Regions from separate parts of the Homo sapiens genome. Here all the other regions are linked to region 3. Evidence: read pairs that join two places in POLR2A ChIA-PET (ENCODE). Cell type or tissue: Panc1. All regions are shown on one strand. Links, peaks and the distances in the headings refer to the core of each region. The heading gives the core; the rest is flanking DNA.

What was found. Peaks named below come from ENCODE experiments on the same cell type or tissue, not always from the same donor. Only the 100,000 strongest peaks of a DNase experiment are listed, where the experiment ranks them.
Region 1: POLR2A ChIA-PET joins it to region 3 with 7 read pairs; 1 of 35 experiments calls an interaction of 5 or more read pairs at or near these places.
Region 2: POLR2A ChIA-PET joins it to region 3 with 5 read pairs; 12 of 35 experiments call an interaction of 5 or more read pairs at or near these places.

The regions. Positions count from the first base shown.
Region 1 is chr15:67,999,334-68,003,333 of GRCh38, reverse strand. No RefSeq gene overlaps it. Among named protein-coding and RNA genes, the nearest start is that of PIAS1, 53 kb to the left of the region's middle. In Panc1, for the core only: no CTCF peak of the experiment used is centred there; no DNase peak of the experiment used is centred there; H3K27ac peaks cover 1,502 bases.
Region 2 is chr15:68,037,036-68,047,871 of GRCh38, reverse strand. No RefSeq gene overlaps it. Among named protein-coding and RNA genes, the nearest start is that of PIAS1, 12 kb to the left of the region's middle. RefSeq lists enhancers at 1,860-2,379, 2,380-2,900. In Panc1, for the core only: no CTCF peak of the experiment used is centred there; no DNase peak of the experiment used is centred there; H3K4me3 peaks cover 664 bases; H3K27ac peaks cover 3,855 bases.
Region 3 is chr15:67,842,967-67,846,966 of GRCh38, reverse strand. No RefSeq gene overlaps it. Among named protein-coding and RNA genes, the nearest start is that of RNU6-1, 4.9 kb to the right of the region's middle. RefSeq lists enhancers at 280-780, 781-1,281. In Panc1, for the core only: no CTCF peak of the experiment used is centred there; no DNase peak of the experiment used is centred there; H3K27ac peaks cover 3,582 bases.

The DNA.
Region 1 (4,000 bases), core at 1-4,000, 160 kb before region 3:
AGTGGAAATAATATCTGCCTCATGTGGTTTTTGAGGGCTTAAATGACATAACTCATATAAAGTACAGTGTCTTGGTAAGGTAAATATTTGATTAAAATTAACTAATTTTATCTATTATTAAAGGGTGTTCTATGATGTTTATGGAATGACAAAAAAATACAAAGAAAGGAGGAGGAAGAAAATAAATTTGGAAAAAATCTTTTTAGTTATTTACTGGAGGTAGAGCCCAGGAGTCAAAGGCTGAGGTACCAAGCCATGTGAATTTCATAACTGTTTCATGTTACTTACAAATGAGCCATAACTGAGGTATTATTAATGGAAAGCAAACTCAATATGGCGCTCACTAAATGGAACTCTTCCAGCGTACAAAATGGGAAAGGAGATAAAGGAAATAGATCTGTCTTAGACTAGGGCAACTGTTCTGAAAATTTTGGTCTCAGGATCCTTTTAAGCTCTTAAAATTTATTGAGGATCCTAGAAACTTTGTTTACGTGGGCTATATCTGTCAACATTTACAGTATCAGAAATTAAAACAGAACATTTATTATTTATTCTTCTAAAAACAACAAACTCATCACATGTTGAACATAAATAACATATTTTATGGAAAATAACTATATTTTCCACAAAAATATAGAAGAGTGGCATTGTTTTAGATTTTTGCAAATATCTTCAATGTTTGGCTAACAGAAGATAGCTGAATTCTCCTATCTGCTTCTGCATTCAATCTGTTGCAACCCTATATTGTTTTGATTGAGGTACATGAAGACAATCCAGCCTCACACAGATCTGTAGAGGGACAAGGAGGAGTATTTTAACAGCTTTTTCAAATAATTGTGGATATTCCTCTTTGATATCACACTAAAACTCATTAAGTGATACTTTCTTAAAGGATAGTTGCAATGTGGATTCTGAAATCACAGCATAATTTTACTGTATATGTGTAATTCCTAAACAATGTATTCTTTCTTTTTTGCTTACTTTTGAATTTTAAAAAATAGTATTATACTGTATATATATTCTTCTGCAACTTGCTTTCTGTGCTCAACATTATGAGGGTCATCCATTTTAATGACTGTAACTCAAGGTTTCTTAACCTGGATGCTATGACATTTTGGGCTGGATAATCGTTTGTTATGAGGGGCTGTGCAGTACATTGTAGGATGTTTAACAGCATCCCTGGCCTTTACTCATTAGGTGCTAGTAACATCCCTCCAGTTGTAACAACTGAAAATGTCTCCAGACACTGCCAAATGTCCCCCGGGTGGAGGATAAAATCACCCCTGTTTGAGAACCACTGCTGTAACTGGAATCCATTTATCTTCACAGCTGTTAAGCATACCATTCTATGACAATACTCCATTTATTTATCCAGTTTCCTATTGTTGGGCATTCGGGTTGTTTTTACTTTTTGGCTATTACAAATCATGCTGCCATAATTAGTTTTGAGCATGAGTTTCTCTAGACTGGAATATATATCCAGGGGTAACATTTCAGAGTCATTTCGTATGAGATGGTCAGCTTTATATAATGATATTATTTAGTTCTTTAAAACAGATCCCTATTAGATACCATGAGCTCTCAATGCCTTCAATCATTTATACATTTGCTTGAGTTCCCTCATCTCTCTTGTGCTCCAGAAGCCATGGCAGGGAGCAGAAAGATCCGGTGGACAAGAGGGACAGAGAAAAGGATGGGCCTGAGGAATGGCCCCAGGAAGGAAATGGAGGAAGTCTGGATTGTTTAGCTGCACCAGGGTCATCCAGGACCTGACTGCATCCTGACTTTTGGGCCCCATCCATGCACCACCTTGTGCCCCACATACTCCAGATTACTCCTCGTGTCTCTGCTGGGGCTGTCCCCATGCCTTGCATATCCTTTCCTGCCTCCTCCGCCTATCAAAAACTTCCTGACTTTTAAGGCCCAGTTCACACGCTGCCTCCTCCCAGAGCCTTGAGCCCCACAGCCTTTGGTTGGTCATTGTCTGGCAATCATCGTCTCCTTTGCTTCTAGAATCTTCTTGAGAGCAGGAGCCAGAGGAAAAACTGTCCTATCGTTCACCAGAAAATTCACACAATCCACAGTCATGTGCCCAGTTTGCACATGGAACAGTACAGAGGAACATATGACGCATTCCATCCTGCTCTCGCAGGCTTGAGGTATAGAGGACAAACCTAGGCCCTCAGAGTACAGGGATCCTGACTCCAGCACTTAGCAGCTGATCCATTTAGCCACTTAATCCTACTTTCTCATTTACAAAAAAAAAAAAAAAAAATCTTAATACCTACCTCAAGAAGTTGATGGATTAGATGAGCTCATGTCAGAGCCTGACACATAGTAGGCTCCCAACACATGTTCTTTCTCTTTCCCACTTGCACCCAATGCAGTGACTTGCACATCAAGGTGCTCAATAATATTTGTTAAATGAACTAAGCCTTTACTCTTCTGGTGGGTCCTATCAGGGCTGCCCTGGCTCATCATTCTTGGCTTGGTTCTTTTTCTTAAGCTTTGAACTTTGGCTAGATCTGAACTAATGGTGTCCTTTTACCACATCTGATCTCCCTGTGGGAAGTCACAAGCACTCTGGAGAGTGCTTGACCCATCCAAAGAAAGTAGCTTGTGGTCAGCTCCATCCAAATGTCAAAAGCCAGAATCTTCCGATTTTCAAGAGAATCCCCAAATTGGGGTTTTAATGAATAGCTTTTGATATTTAAATGCTTGCAACAGATTTCTTTTTCTTTTTCTTGAGTTGGAGTCTCACTGAGTCACCCAGGCTGGAGTGCAGTGGCGAGATCTTGGCTCACTGCAACCTCCACCTCCCAGATTCAAACAATTCTCCTGCCTCAGCCTTCCGAGTAACTGGGATTACAGGCGTGCACCACCATGCCCTGCTAATTTTTGTGTTTTTAGTGGAGACGAGGCTTCACCACATTAATCAGGCTGGTCTCAAACTCCTGACTTTAAGTAATCCCCCCAGCTCAGCGTCCCAAAGTGCTGGTATTACAGGCATGAGCCACTGTGCCCGCAGATTACTTTTTTTTTTTTTAACATCATATAGGACTAATTGGAAGTGTCTAACTCTGGCTTTGGCCAGTGGGCAGCCAGTTTGCAGCCTTCACTTAAAGCCAGCCACTATGCGCCCATTTTCACGTGGCCATGGAGGTAATTGCCCTTAGCCTTAAGAAGAAGGCTTTTACACAGGGCTTCTAGGAATCCTCTCCACTGAGGTTACCCCAGGCTAAAGGCTAAGGGAAGGGGAAGAAAGCCAATACTTATAGATACACCCCACAGAATACACCCACAATCTCCCTTGATTCCTACAGCAGCCCTGTGAATTAGGTGTTATCATCACCCCATTTGACAGAGGAGGAGACAGAAGTGCAGAGATATTAGATCATTTGCCAAAATTCCACTTTGCTGCTAAGTTATAGCATTGGGATTTGAGCCCAGGACTGCCTGACTAGTCTATAAATTCTGACTAGACTATAAATTAATAAAGAAAAGGGAGAAATGGTACCTTATTCTCTGTATCCTTCCAAACACAGGACTGGGCATGCACATAGTTAGTGCTCAGTAGGCACTGTTGATTGAAGTTCAATTGATTGACTGAGTAAAGACATGCTTATGGCCATATCTTCTCAACACTTAAACAAGAATTTGAAATTTGGCTTGTCTGTCTATGCCAGATAGACAAACTCCCCCATCGAATAAGAAAAAAAAGCCACACCCATATAAATAAATTGAATTGTCGGAATTGAGTCATTGTTGTGGCATCAAACAGATGTAGAGCAAATATTTAAAAGAGTAGAGTTGTGTGGGCTGGGCACAGTGGCCCATGCTTGTAATCCCAACACTTTGGGAGGCCGAGGAGGGAGGAGTTCAAGAACAGCCTGGACAACATAGTGAGACCACACCTCCATAAAAAAATTGAAAATTTTAGGCTAGGCAGAGTGGCTCATGCCTATAATCCCAGCACTTTGGCAGGCTGAGGTGGGAGGAT
Region 2 (10,836 bases), core at 2,962-6,961, 200 kb before region 3:
AGAGAATTGAAGAATTGGTGTGGAAAGTCACCATGTATTTAGTGTCAGGAAGAACATCAGAGGTACATTCTTCTATTAAAAAATTTAATTATATTTGCTCTTTTTGTTTCTTTGTTTTTTGTTGAGACAGAGTCTCACTCTGTCGTCCAGGCTGGAGTGCAGTGGTGCCATCTCGGCTCACTGCAACTGCGTCCCCTGGGTTCAAGCAATTCTCCTACCTCAGCCTCCCTAGTAGCTGTGATTATAGGTGTGCACTACCACGCCTGGCTAATTTTTGTATTTTTAGTAGAGACAGGGTCTTGCCATCCCCGGCCCCACCTTCTAATTTTGTGGGGACCAGCACCCATCCTAAAGCCATTTAGGGGCCCCACTCCATGTCACCTCATTAGGTGTGATTGAAAGAGGCTTGTTATGAAAAGAGGCTTGTTATGTCTCAAACTCCTGACCTCAAGTGATCTGCCCGCCTCGGCCTCCCAAAGTGCTGGGATTACAGGCGTGAGCCACCACATCCTGCCAAAAAAAAAACTATATTTCTTTTTTTTCTTTTGAGACAGAGTTTCACTCTTGTTGCCCAAGCTGGAGTGCAATGGCACAATCTCGGCTCACTGCAACCTCTGCCTCCCAGGTTCAAATGATTCTCCTGCCTCAGCCTCCCAAGTAGCTGGGATTACAGGCACGCACCACCACACCCAGCTAATTTTTTGTATTTTTAGTAGAAACAGGGTTTCACCATGTTAGCCAGGCTGGTCTCGAACTCCTGACCTCAGGTGATCCGCCTGCCTCAGCTTCCCAAAGTGCTGAGATTACAGGCGTGAGCCACTGTGCTTGGCCTATATTTCACTTTTTTTTTAAAGAGAGGGTCTCCATATGTTGCCCAGGCTGGTCTAGACCTCCTGACCTCAAGTGATCCTCCCACCTCAGCTTCCCAATAGCTGGGATTATAGGCACAGGCCACCAAGCCCAAAAAATTATGTTTTAAAACTGTGTTGCTATAAATACAAATGTAATCCCAACTGATTATGTTAGTGGATCTTTGGGGTGTTGGTTTTTGGCTGGAAACCTCTGTGGCCAGTGGCACCTTTGTCCAAGTTTTGCTCAGGCCCGCTGGGCTCACTCTGCCCACTTGGCTTTGCAGGCTGCGCTCGGCTCACACTACCAACCAGGATCCCTCCCCTGCCGAGGGAGACTGCATGAAGTGGTGAGGGGTGAGGGGTGAGGGGTGTGTGAGTGAGCATGGAGTCCAACTGTGCAGTCAGACATGCCGGCTGCCTCAGCAGGGTGAGCAATTCTAGGTGCCAGCTTGCACGCTGGCTCTCTGCAAGGCTGCAGCTGGACCAGGCACATGCAAGCAGCTTCCATTCCTGGCACCAGGGAACATGGTGGTGCCTGGAAGCTTGGAGACACCAGGAACCGAAGGGCTCCAAGGAGGGAGTGACAGCCCTGGCTTGAAGAGCTCCCAGGTCTGAGCTCCCCGAAGGGCCACAGCTCTTCTTTCCTCCTCTTCGCCTGCAAGGTGGCGAGATGGGGATGGCTCCTCTCTGCTAGGCAAGTCATCCCAACAAGTGTTGAGTTCTAGAAGCAAAGAGGGTAGCTCCTTCTGCAGCTAGCCATCCTGACAAGTGTTCAGCTATCAGCAGAGAGGGTAGCTCCTCTCTGCAGCTGGACGTCTCATCATCTGCAGTGCTCTGGCTGAGCCCAGGGCTTTTATGGGCCTCAGATGGGAGGAAGTGCTGCCAATTGGTCTGTGGGCGGCCATGGGAGGGCCTGGAAAAGGCACCACAAGTTCCCACTCCAGTCAGCAGTACTAGCAGCCTGGCCTGAAGGTGGGGCTTCACCAGTAACCTGTCCTCTTCCACCCAGGAGCCGATCTGCCTCCTGCCACCATCCATGGTGCCCAGGCTGCTTGTGCAAAAGGGCACCTGTAGGCCAGTGCTGGGTTGCCCTCAGGCGCCCCTCGGCTTCCCCCCAGAGCTCCTTGGGGCCCAAATTCCGGAAAGGACCAAGACAGCAGGGGGCTGGTGTGTCAGCTCTGCTCCAAGTGTGCACACACCTGGCCAGACTGTAACAGTGCCTGGGCTCAGCCCCAACCCTGCTCTGAGATTGGAGCAGGCACCAGGGGCAGGGAGAGGCCAGGCAGCAGGAGCAGACACCCCCCAAGCCTGAGGGGGGAGGGGGACTTTCCCAGGACCCCAAGGGTGCAGACTGCAGAGATGCCCAGGTCCTGTGCCTGGGAGGGTAGGACTCCCGCCTGCCTACTCTGTGGAGCAGCATGCAGGCAGCCCTGGCCATGCCTCCTTGCAGCTCCAGGTCCTTACTGGGCCCCTCTCTGCCCACCCCTCTGTGCCCAACCATGCTGCTCCCTGCTGGCAGGTGGCTCAGCTCAGCCCCATTGCAGTGGCACCCAACGTGGCAGGCTTGGCGGGGGGGCTCTCGCTTACCCTGGCTCCTGCTGGCTCTGTGGAGCACAGCATTACTCCAGCCCAGCTCTGCCTCCTCCTGGCACCCTCCCCACAGCAGCTGACCTGATGACAGCGACCGCCGTGGACAGCCCGCTGCTGCCATCAATTGCACTTAATTTGTTCTTATTATTTGAAAAGATTTAAAGCATTTTCATGGGACCCTAAGATTATTGTGGCCTTCAGCCAATACAAAAAAAAAAATGAAAAAACTCAAAATGAATCATAGACCTGAATTTAAAAATTAAAATTAAAAAATTATTAGATGAAAATCCCTATGTTATTGAGTTAGACATAGTCTTCTTAGATATGGATCACACACTTAGATATGAATACCAACATGCATGTTGGTAGGAAAGGTACAGCCACTATGGAAAATAGTTTGGTACTTCCTTTGAAAACAAGATGTACTTATTGTACAACTCAGCATTTGCACCCTTAGACAGAGAAATGACATTTTCACACAGAAGTTTGTAGAAGAATGTTCATAGCAGCTGTATTTATGAGTCCAAAACTGGAAACTACCCAAATCTCCTTTGATGAATAAATGGCTAAAACTGCGATACATACATACCATGGACTACTAATCAGCAATGAAAAAACAATACAACACCTTGGATAAATCTCTAGGAAATTATGCTGGGTTAAAAAAAATAATTTCAAAAGAATACATAGTACATTATTGCCTTTATGTAACAATCATGTAATAACATAATTATAGACATAGGCTGGGCTTGGTGGCTTGCACCCATACTCCCTGCACTTTGGGAGGCTGAGTCAGGTGGATCGTTTGAGCCTAGGAGTTCAAGACCAACCTGGGCGACATAGCAAGACCCCTGTGTCTAAAAATAATAATAATAATAACATAATTATTGAGATAGAGAACAGGCTAGTCATTCTCTGGGGATTAGGGAAGGGTAGAAAGGATGGGTGATATTGATGCCAATTTTTTGGTTGTGATATTGTATTATAGTTGCATAGGATGTTAACATTGCAGGAGACTGAGAGAAGGGTACATGTGACTTCCCTGTACATTTCTCTTGCAGGTGACTCTACAATTATTTCAAAATAAAAAGTAGGTGTATATAGACTGTCCCCAGCTTACAATGGTTTGATCTACAATTTTAAAACTTTACCACCGTGCAAAAGCAATACACATTTGGCCAGGCGCAGTGGCTCATGCCTGTAATCCCAGCACTTTGGGAGGCCGAGGTGGGTGGATCATCTGAGATAAGGAATTCAAGACCAGCCTGGGCAACATGGTGAAACCCCGTCTCTACTTTTTAGTAGTATTTTTATACAAAATTCAGCTTGGCGCAGTGGCATGTGCCTGTAATCCCAGCTACTGGGGAGGCTGAGGCAGGAGAATTACTTGAACCCAGGAGGTGGAGGTTGCACTGAGCTGAAATCACACCACTGCACTCCAGCCCAGGCGACAGAGCAAGACTCCATCTCAAAAAAAAAAAAGCAATACACATTCAGTAGAAACCATACTTCAAGTACCTATACAACCATTCTGTTTTCACTTTCAAAAACTATCCAATAAATTAACACATAAGATATTAAACACTTTATGATAAAATAGGCTTGTGTTAGGCAACTTTGCCCAATTGTAAGCTAATATAAGTGTTCTGAGCACATTTAAGGTAGGCTAGGGTAGGCTATGATGTTTGGTAGATTAGGTGGATTAAATACATTTTCAATTTGAGATAGTTTCAGTTTATGATGGGTTTGTCTGAACGTAATCCCATCTTAAGCTGAGGAACATCTGTATGTGTACATATATGAAAAGTATACATATGTGTATGTGTTTATGTGTGTATACATATATGTGTGTATGTATATATGTACATACATATATTGCATATATTGAAACATTGACATCGATAACACCCATCCTCTCTACCCATCCGTAATTCCCAGAGAACTACTAGCCTGTTCTCCATCTCTATAATTACATTATTATTACTTTTTTAGGGGTGTGTGTGTGTGTGTGTGTGTGTGTGTGTGTGTGCATAATGAAGATGCAATATGTCCGAATTTGTGGAGAGAGGGACATCAGCAAAATGGAGAAATAGGCAGCTACAAACTTTCACACCGCCACAGAAATATTGAACAAATAACCAGAAATTGTCAGAGCAACTTTATCAGAACTTTGGGAAATAGTTAAAGATTTACAGCAACCAAGCAAATGCTCATTTTAAAAAATTATTTATTACCTTTTAAATTTTTTATGTTTTTAGAGACAAGGTTTCATCACATTGCCCAGGCTGGTCTTGAATTCCTGGGCTCAAGTAATCCTCCTGCCTTAGCCTCCCAAAGTGCTCTGATTATAGGGTAAGCCAACACGCCCAGCCAATTTTTTTTCTAAGGCAACTTGAAAATGGAAAGAAAACTTTATGAACCCTTCCCTGACTCAATAGCAGTCTTAGCGACAGCAGCCCACCTTCCCAGGGTGGGACTCCGGTCCTTGTTTATAGAGAGCAGAGCCAACTTTATACACAATTATTAGGTATGTCTATTCTAACCTGCCTGGGTGTTACCTGAAAAACTGAAACAAAGTGCTCATTTCTGTTTTCACACTGTAACCCACTGTAGAAAAGCAGCAGGCGTTGTTTAAACATTGTAAGGCAAACAAACAAACTGCAACTGCCTGGGGCCGAAGAGTACAGTTGGTACATAGAATAACTTTCCTAAAGCCTGGGAGTAAAAGCCAGGGAGAGAGAATTGTTGGGAAATTAGGGCATTCAAATTCAAAAGTGCTCTGTATATAGGGCAACTTAGAAAGCAACACACATGTCTGGGACAGGATGCATGTTCAGAGAACTGAGAACAGCCTAAGATTCCACCACTGGTTGATATATAGACTCAGTGCAACCAGGAAATGACTGCTGAGGAAGAATTTCAAATGGCCTTATTAAGTGTTAAAGGGGTGCTCCTGCAAAAACTCAGATGCAAAGATTGGAAAAAGTTTTTTGTTTGTTTTTTAAGTTCCCCATGTTCAGGGAAATTTCGGTAAAAACCCTGGCTGTACAAAAGTTAAGCCATCAACAATCAAGAACAGCAAACTCTAGGGAATGTAAATATTTGTTTTCCAGAGATAACACATTATAATAGTCAAATGTCCAGTTTTCAACAACAACAAAAACCCACAAAGCATACAAAGAAATAGGAAAGCAGTGGGAAAAATAAATTGACAGAAACCATCGCTGAGGCAGCACAGACGTTAGACTTACTAGACACAGACTTTAAGTAACTTTTTTTTTTTTTTTTGAGACAGAGGGCATTTTGTATGTCTTCTTTTGAGAAGTGGCTCTTCATGTCCTTTGCCCACTTCTTATTTTTTATTTTTTTGAGACATAGTCTTGCTCTGTCGCCCAGGCTGGAGTACAGTGGTGCAATCTCAGCTTATTGCAACCTCTGCCTCCTGGGTTCAAGTGATTCTTCTGCCTCAGCCTCCTGAGTAGCCATGACTACAGGTGCATGCCATCATGCCCAGCTAATTTTTTGTATTTTCAGTACAGATGGGGTTTCACTGTGTTAGCCAGGATGGTCTCAATCTCCTGGCCTTGTGATCCACCTGCCTCGGCCTCCCAAAGTGCTGGGATTACAGGTATGAGCCACCACACCCAGCCTTTGCCCACTTTTTAATGGGATTGATTGTTATTTGAGTTCCTTGTATATTCTGGATATTAGTCTCTAGAAAAATGAATAGTTTGCAAATATTTTTTCCCTTATAACAGGCTGTTTCTTCACTCTGTTGATAGTTTTCTTTGCTGTGTCAAAGTTTTTTAGTCTAATAAAGTCCCATTTGTCTATTTTTCTTTTTGTTGCCTGTGCTTTCAAGGTCTTAGCCATGAAATCTTTGCCTAGACCAGTGTCCTGAAGTGTTTTCTCTATATTTTTTCTAGTATTTTAATAGTTTCAGATCTTACCTTTAAGTCTTTAATCTATTTTAAGTTGATTTTTCTATATGGTGAGAGATAGGGGTCCAGTTTCATTCTTCTGCATATGAATTTCCAATTTTACTAGTACAATTTGTTGGAGAGACTGACCTTTCCCCAATGTATGACCTTGGTGCCTTTGTTGAAAATCAGTTGTCTGTAAACATGCAAATTTATTTCTGGATTCTCTATTCTGTTGCATTGGTCTATGTGTTTGTTTTTATACAAATACCATCCTGTTTTGTTTACTATATCTGCGTCTAGCTTTGTTCTTTTTGCTCATGATTGCTTTGGCTATTCAGGTGTTTTTTTTTTTTCCTGGTTCTACACAAATTTTAAAATTGCTTTGTCTAATTCTGTGAAAAAATGATGTTGATATTTTAATAGAGATTGCACTGCATTTGTAGATTGCTTTAAAGAGTATGGTCATTTTAATGATACTAATTCTTCCAGTCATGAGATGCGATGTCTTTCCATTTGGTTGTGTACTCTTCAATTTCTTTTATCAGTACTTTGTAGTTTTCCTTGCAGAGATCTTTCACCTCCTTGGTTAAATTACTCCTAGGTATATTTTTTTGTCACTATTGTAAATGGAATTACCTTTCTTATTTCTCTCTTGGCTAGTTTATTATTAATAACACTACTGATTTTTGTATGTTAATTTTGTATCCTGTAACTTTACTGAATTATTTTCTCAACAAAGAGTTTTTTGGTGGAGTCTTTAGGTTTTTCTAGATATAAGATCACAGATCATATCATCAGCAAAGAGGGACAGTTTGAGTTCCTCTTTTCCAATTTGGATGCCATATATTTCTTTCTCTTGCCTAATCACTCTGGCTAGGATTTCCAGTATTATATTGAATAAGAGTCATGAAAGTGGGCATCTTTGTCTTGTTCCAGTTCTTAGAGGAAAGGCTTTCAGCTTTTCCCCATTCAGTATGGTGTTAGCTGTGGGTTTGTCATACATGTCCTTTATTATGGTGAGGTATGCCTTCTCTGCCTAGTTTGTTGAGAGTTTTTATCAGGAAGGGATGTTGAGTTTTATTAAACACTTTTTCTGCATGAGTTGAGAGATCATATGGTTTTGGTCCTTCATTCTGTTAATGTGATGGATGCTGTTTACTGATTTGCGTATGTCAAACCATCCTTGCATCCCTGGGATGAATCCCACTTGATCATGGTGTATTATCTTTGTGGTATGCTGTTGGATTTGATTTGCTAGTATTTTTGAGGATTTTTGTGTCTATGTTCATCAGGTATATTGGTCTGTAGTTTTCTTTTTTGTTGCATCCTTGTCTGGTTTTGGCATCTGGGTAATGCTGGCCTCATAGAATGAGTTAGGGAGAATCTCCTCCTCTTCAATTTTTTGGAAAAGTTTGTTGGCAATTGGTGTTAGCTCTTCTTTGAAAGTTTGGTAGAATTCAGTAGTGAAGCCATCTAGTCCTGGACTTTTCTTTGTTGGGAGACTTTTATTACTTCTTTGATCTCATTACTTGTTACTGGACTGTTTAGGTTTTCTCTCTTCCTGGTTCAATCTTGGTAGGTTATATATATTGAATCTTTCCATTTTCTCTAGATTTTCCAGTTTACTGTATATAGTTGCTCATGATAGTATCTGATGATCTTGTGTATTTCTGAGTATCTGTTATAATGTCTCCTTTTTCGTTTCTGATTTTATTTGGATCTTTTTTTTTTGCTTAGTCTAGCAAGTGGTTTATCAATTTTGGTTCTTTTCAAAAAGCCAACTCTTCATTTTGTTGATCCTCTGTATTGTTTATTATTTATTTATTTATTTATTTTGAGATGGAGTCTCACTCTGTCGCCCAGGCTGGAGGGTAGTGGCGTAGTCTCAGCTCACTGCAACCTCCCCTTCCCAGGTTCAAGTGATTCTCCTGCCTCAGCCTCCTGAGTAGCTGGGATTACAGATGCATGCCACCACGCCCAGCTAATATTTTGTATTTTTAGTAGAGACGGGTTTTCACCATGTTAGCCAGGATGGTCTCAATCTTCTGACCTTGTGATCTGCTTGCCTTGACCTCCCAAAGTGCTGGGATTACAGGTGTGAGCCACTGCACCTGGCTAATCCTTTGTATTGTTTTTTTAGTGTCAATTTCATTTAGTTCTGCCTTGATGTTTATTATTTCTTTCCTTCTACTAATTTTGGTTTTGGTTTGATCTTGCTTTTTAAGTTCCTTGAAGTGCATTATTAGATTATTTACTTTAAATCTTTCTACTTTTTTGATGTAGGCACTTATTTCTATAAACTTCCTTCTCAGCACTGCTTTTGTTGTATCCCGTAGATTTTGGAATGTTATGTTTTGATTTTCATTTGTTTCAAGAATTTTTTTCATTTCTTCCTTAATTTCTTCCTTGACCCAAGGTCATTCAGGAGCATGTTGTTTAATTTTCATGTATTTGTACAGTTTCCACAGTTCCTCTTGTTATTGACTTGGTTTTTGGTGGTTTGATAAAATTGTGACATATCAATTTTCAAAAGCTTGTTGAGACACATTTTGTGTCCCAATATATGGTCTATCCTGGAGAATGTTGTGTGTGCCAATGAGAATAATGTATGTTCTGTAGCTGTTGGATGAAATGTTCTATAAATGTCTGTCAGACCCATTTGGTCTAATGCGGAGTTTATATCCAGTGTTTCTGTGTGAATTTTCTGTCTAGATGATCTGTTTAATGCTGAGAGTGGGCTGTTGAAGCCCCCAACTATTATTTTATTGGAATCTGTCTCTCCCTTTAAATCTAATAAAATTTGCTTTATATATCTGGGTGCTCCAGTGTTGGGTGCATATGTATTTAGAACTGTTATATCCTCTTGCTAAATTGATCCCTTTATCATTATACAATGACCTTCTGTGATGGTTAATACTGAGTATAAACTTGATTGAATTGAAGGATGGAAAGTATTTATCCTGGATGTGTCTGTGAGGGTGTCGCCAAAGGAGATTAACATTTGAGTCAGTGGACTGGGTGGGACTGAGTCAGACCCACCCTTAATCTGGGCACCATCTAATCAGCTGCCAGCACAGCTAGAATACAAGGCAGGCAGAAAAAAAAATGTAAATAGACTGGCCTAGCCTCCCAGCCTACGTCTTTCTCCCATGCTGGATGCTTCCTGCCCTTGAACATCAGACTCCAAGTCCTTCAGTTTTGGGACTCATGCTGTCTCTCCTTGCTCCTCAGCTTGCAGATGGCCTATTGTGGGTCCTATTGATGGCCCTTGTGAGTTAATACTTAAGGAACTCCCCTTTATATATCCTATTAGTTCTGTCCCTCTAGAGAATGCTGACTAATATATCTTGTCTCTTTTTATTGTTTTTTACTTCAAGTTCATGTTATCTAAGTGTAGCTACTCCTGCTCACTTTTGATTTGTTTGCTTGGAATATCTTTTTCCATCTTTTTACTTTCAGTCTATATGTGTTTTTCCACATGATATCTGTTTCTTATAGGCAGTAAATAATTGGGTCTTTTAAAAAATCCATTCAGCCAGTCTACATCTTTTAAGTGGAAAGTTTAATTCATTTACGTGCAAAGTTATTATTGATATGTGATGGCTTTTTCTTATCATTTTAGTAAATTATTCCTGGGTGTTTTGTAAGTCCTTTAGTCATTTTTTTTCTTTATTATTGTTTAACACTGTGGTTTGGTGGCTTCTGTAGTGATAACATTTGAGTCTTTTCTCTTCCTTGTTTGTGCATTTGCTCTACCAGTTGTTCTTACATTCTTACATGTTTCATAATGGTAAATAACATTCTTTCTCTGGCAAATTCCTTATTCATATCTTGAATTGTTTTACTGATTTCTTTGTTATTTCACTTCCATCTGTAGGACTCCCTTAAGCATTTCTTGTAGGGAGCAGAGGGGAGAGGAGGACTTTATCCTGAATATGTGTCTATGGTTTGGTTGCATAGGATGTGTTGGCTTTGATTCTGGGTGGTGATGAATTTCCTCAGTTTTTGCTTGTCTGGGAAAGACTTTATTTCTCCTTCATTTATAAAGGATAATCTTGCTGGGTATAGCATCCTTAATTGGCAGTTTTTTCTTTCAGCACTTTGCATATACTATACTCTCCTGGCCTGTAAAGTTTCTGCTGAGAAGTCCACTATTAGTCTGATATGGGTCCCTTTATAGGGAACCAGATGTTTTTCTCTTGCTGTTTTTAGAATTCTCTCTCTGTTTTTGACAGTTTGACTATAATATGTCATGGAGAAGAACTTTGCATTATATCTATTTGGGGATCTCTAAGCCTCTTGTATCTGGATGTCTAAATCTCTCGCCAGACTTGGGAAATTTTTATCTGTTATTTCATTAAATAGGTTTTCTAACTCTTTTCTCTTTGCCTTCTAGGACTCCAAAAGTTTGAATATTTGGTTGCTTTATGGTGTTTTATGTGTCAAGTTAGGGTTTGCTCATTCTTTTTTAT
Region 3 (4,000 bases), core at 1-4,000:
TGTTAGTCCATTTTCACATTGCTATAAAGAACTGCCCGAGATTAGGTAATTTATAAAGAGGTTTAATTGACTCACAGTTCTGCATGGCTGGGGAGGCCTCAGGAAACTTACAATCATGGTGGAAGGCAAAGGGGAAGCAAGCGCCTTCTTCACAAGGCGGCAGTAAGGAGAATGAATGCAGGAGAAACTACCAAACACTTATAAAGCCATCAGATCCCGTGAGAACTCACTCACTATCACAAGAACAGCATGGAGAAAACTGCCCCCATGATTCAATTACCTCCACCTGGTCTCTCTCTTGACACGTGAGGATTATGGGGACTACAATTCAAGATGAGATTTTGGGTGGAGACACAGCCAAACCATATCAGTCACTGAATCATTATTAAAATAGGAGGTAGTACATACATGCATGCATACACATACACTAATGAGGAGGTTGAAGAGTTTAGAGAAAGGCAATCTGATGCAGGGGTGAACACTATGGATTCTGATTTAAGGCCCTGGATTATTCATTTAATCTTTCTGAGCCTGTTTCCTCATCTGAAAAACAGTGGCTCTTAAAACAGATGTATTGTGAGGATTAAATGAGGAAATGCATATAAAATGGCTGGCACAAAGGAAGCACTGAATAGATGTTCCATAAGGTGGGTTTGTTTTTATTTTTAACTTGTCAATAGGCTAATCTCGAGCAAAGACTAATCTGTCACTTCGGTAGAAGGCTTTACTCCAGGCCATTTGAGCCAACCCCCAGCCAGGCCCATGGAGCGAGCCCACTGAAGCCCTGATCCCAACACCCTGGCCTGCAGTGGGTCCCAGGGCCCCTCACCTCCCCAAGGGAACAATGCTGCACATCACCAAAGCCCAGAAGAGCTTCCCGGTGTAAGTACAGATTAAGTTCCAGTTTTTATTTAAAGATCCTAATTTCTGGACATTTATTTTGGGGATTACAGTGGTGGCTTAAGCTTCTTTAAGACGTTTTAAGTTGAAGTCTTTCCTTCACTTGGCTGCTAAAGTTTAATTCAGTGTAATTATTTCATATGGCATCAACTATAATAGTTTCATAATTTCTAGTATATTAAGCACTTAATATGTTGTGTCATTTGAAATCACATATTAAATTCAGCAAAGTACATTTTAATGAGAGCTAAGTGGTGTGAAAATATTAATACAGTGTGATGTTTCATTTTGGTGCTCTGATTTTGTAGGTCTGTTCCTAATGCACAAATGCCTCACTCACCAGGTAAGGGGAATGCTGAGCTGCCTGAGGCTCCAATGGGTGTCTGACAATACTGATATTCCTGTCTTTTGTTGTATAGCAATTTACAGTGGCATTTCAATGGAGCCTCACAACCCTGTGTGGTAAGTAGAAAAATCATCACTTCCATTTTAGAGACGAGAAAACAGGGTCAGCAACTGGAAGAGACTGGTGACCCACCTAGTCACAGTTGATGAGACATAAATATGGACCTTCTTGGCTGAAAGCCATTGCAGTCTTCCCCTGTACCACTGCTGCAGTCACTGTAGCCTTGGCAGGGAGCGATGTCTGGACTCCAGGGCAGCCAGGATTTGGAGGAGGTGTGACACTTTTCCTCCCATCCTTGCAATCCCATACAGGGAAACTGAGAGCTAGAGAGAAGCTGGCAGACCCCATGCTCAGACTTGGCAATTCCTCTTTTTGCACCTTCTTTCTGAGCAAGTCCTCCACACCCTAAACCTAAGCGCCTTATGCCCTTAGGCCATCCTGGGACTGCCAGAAAAAAAGGTCTTGATGAAATAAATTACAGTGAACCCTCGATACAGCAACAGCTCAAAATAATGACGCATCAGTGGCAGGATTTAAGGCAAGAGTAAGAGCAGTAAGAGATTATTTGGAGAAAGCACTCCAGAACCCCTCAAACTGTACTCCCATATTACATGTAGGTGTAAAGTGAGCCCTCGGAGTCAGAGAGATCCGAGAGCAAATTCCAGGACCGTCACTAACTAGCTGTGTCCTTAGATAGGTCACCTAACCTCTGTAGGCCTCGCCTTTCCCTATCAGTAAAAGAGGAATAATAACCAGCACTACCCCTGCACCCCCATGCTTATGTCTCAGAGATACTCACATGAAATAGGATGCCAGAAGACCCTGTGTTGGTCTTAAAGGGCAAGGAATCGTACTAAGCTACGTAAACAGGTATTACTGAGTCTATGTAGTGTCCCGTCTCAAAACATAACTGCATCTTAACCAGGGCCTTTGGAAACTCAAATCCAAAGGATTAAAGACATCTGGGCAAAAATACTCCCCGTCGTGGCTAAAAGGAGCAAAACTTAGGGACTCCTCCCTACCCTGCTATTTTTACCTTAAAGAAAGTTTATTTCATGCAGATAGTTGCAAGACGAAGGAAAAGAAGAATAAGTAAGTGGTTATGTATTGAGCATTAGAATAGCCCAGGACTATTGTAAACACTTGGCATCAATCAGCTCATCCAATGTGCTAGGGCCTTTCACACCCAATCCTGCATTTAACCTTCAAATGACCCTGCAAAGCAGGCAGCACAATCACCATCCCACAGGTGAGGAAACAGATCTTTTAAGACATTCTGGGCACAAATATGAGATCTGGGGGAGAGTAAAAGGGGCAGCCTGGGCTATGCAGGGGGAGGGGCGGGACCAGAGGGCTCCACTGAGGCCCGGCATCTGGGATGGATTAGAACTGATCTCAACACACCAGGGGCCACCCCAGCAGAGCAAGGGCTCTGGGCACACCAGGCTTACAAGTCTTGAAAGAAACTCCCTCTGAGAGGTCAGCTGGCCACAGCTGACCCTGTCTCTTCCCCCAGGCCACCCTCTGAGCTGTGGGCACACAGACCGATTTGCCTACTCCACCCCCCTTCAGCTTAACTTTGGAAAAACTCATTCACATTGAGGTGAATTAGGTGACAGAGTGCACTTCAAAAGAGATGTTATAAGAACAAGGCTTAACTCAGAGCATAAGCAGCTCACAGGAATTTCTGGCAGCCTGGGGGAGTGGGTCCTCCCCCACACTCAGGCCTCCTCCAACCCTGCTCTGGCCATGCTCTGTGTCTGAGGCCTTTGGAGCTTCAGGGTCAGGCATGTGAACTCAGCGCATTGTCCCTGTGCTACAGTCCCAGGGCAACACCTCCTGAAACCACTAATGCCATTCCTCCCAGGCCTGCACATAAACAAGGTCACAGGGGCCTCTCTCCACATCCCCGCTCCTTCCTCCCTCCTTCCCTCCGGTGGGGCTGCTGGGAGTCCCCAGCCCTTCCTGCTTCAAATAAAATGATACACGAAAACATGCAATGCTCTCTGGCTGTAAGAGAAACACTACATAATTTTAGAGAATGCTAAGAGTTCATGTCTTCACTGACATTTTTTCCATATGAAACAGCCCATTTCTTAATTGTTCGAAATAAAGTTGGCTCTGCTCTCTCCTACTCAGGTAGTGGGAAGTACCACCTCAAACAGGATAGGGGGACCACTCCTCATCTCTTGGGGTTCTGTAGTCCAGAACATTCAGGGAAGACTGCCAGGACTCAGTTCTTTTCAGGACTGCAGAGTGAAGAGAAGCCAACAACTCTGAAGGCGGCAGGAGCCGGCTCCCACTGCAACTCCAAGCCTGCCCACCAGTCCAGTCCTCTCTGGCACCCACACTCTCCTCGCCTGCAATGCCTATTCCCTCAAGGCCTGTGGGGGCTTGGGACTTCCCATGAAGTCATGGTCCACTCGGCTCTCCCCTCCCTGAGCCCCTCCATGCTTCCTCCTCTCCTCCACCTCCATGCTACATTCAATGTATCCCCTCCCCTTCACCAGCCTCCCGCTTCGTCTGTACTGGCCTTTGGAGCTCAGAGGCATGTTGTGATACGGTTCAGCAGGTCCCAGGCCCTAGATCCACAGCCGCCCCTGGGGGCTGATCCTGGGGCCCTCCATGGCTCCAGGATGACCAGTTTGCTTCGCCCTTCTCAAAGAGAAAACAAAAACCCTCTTGAATTTTTAC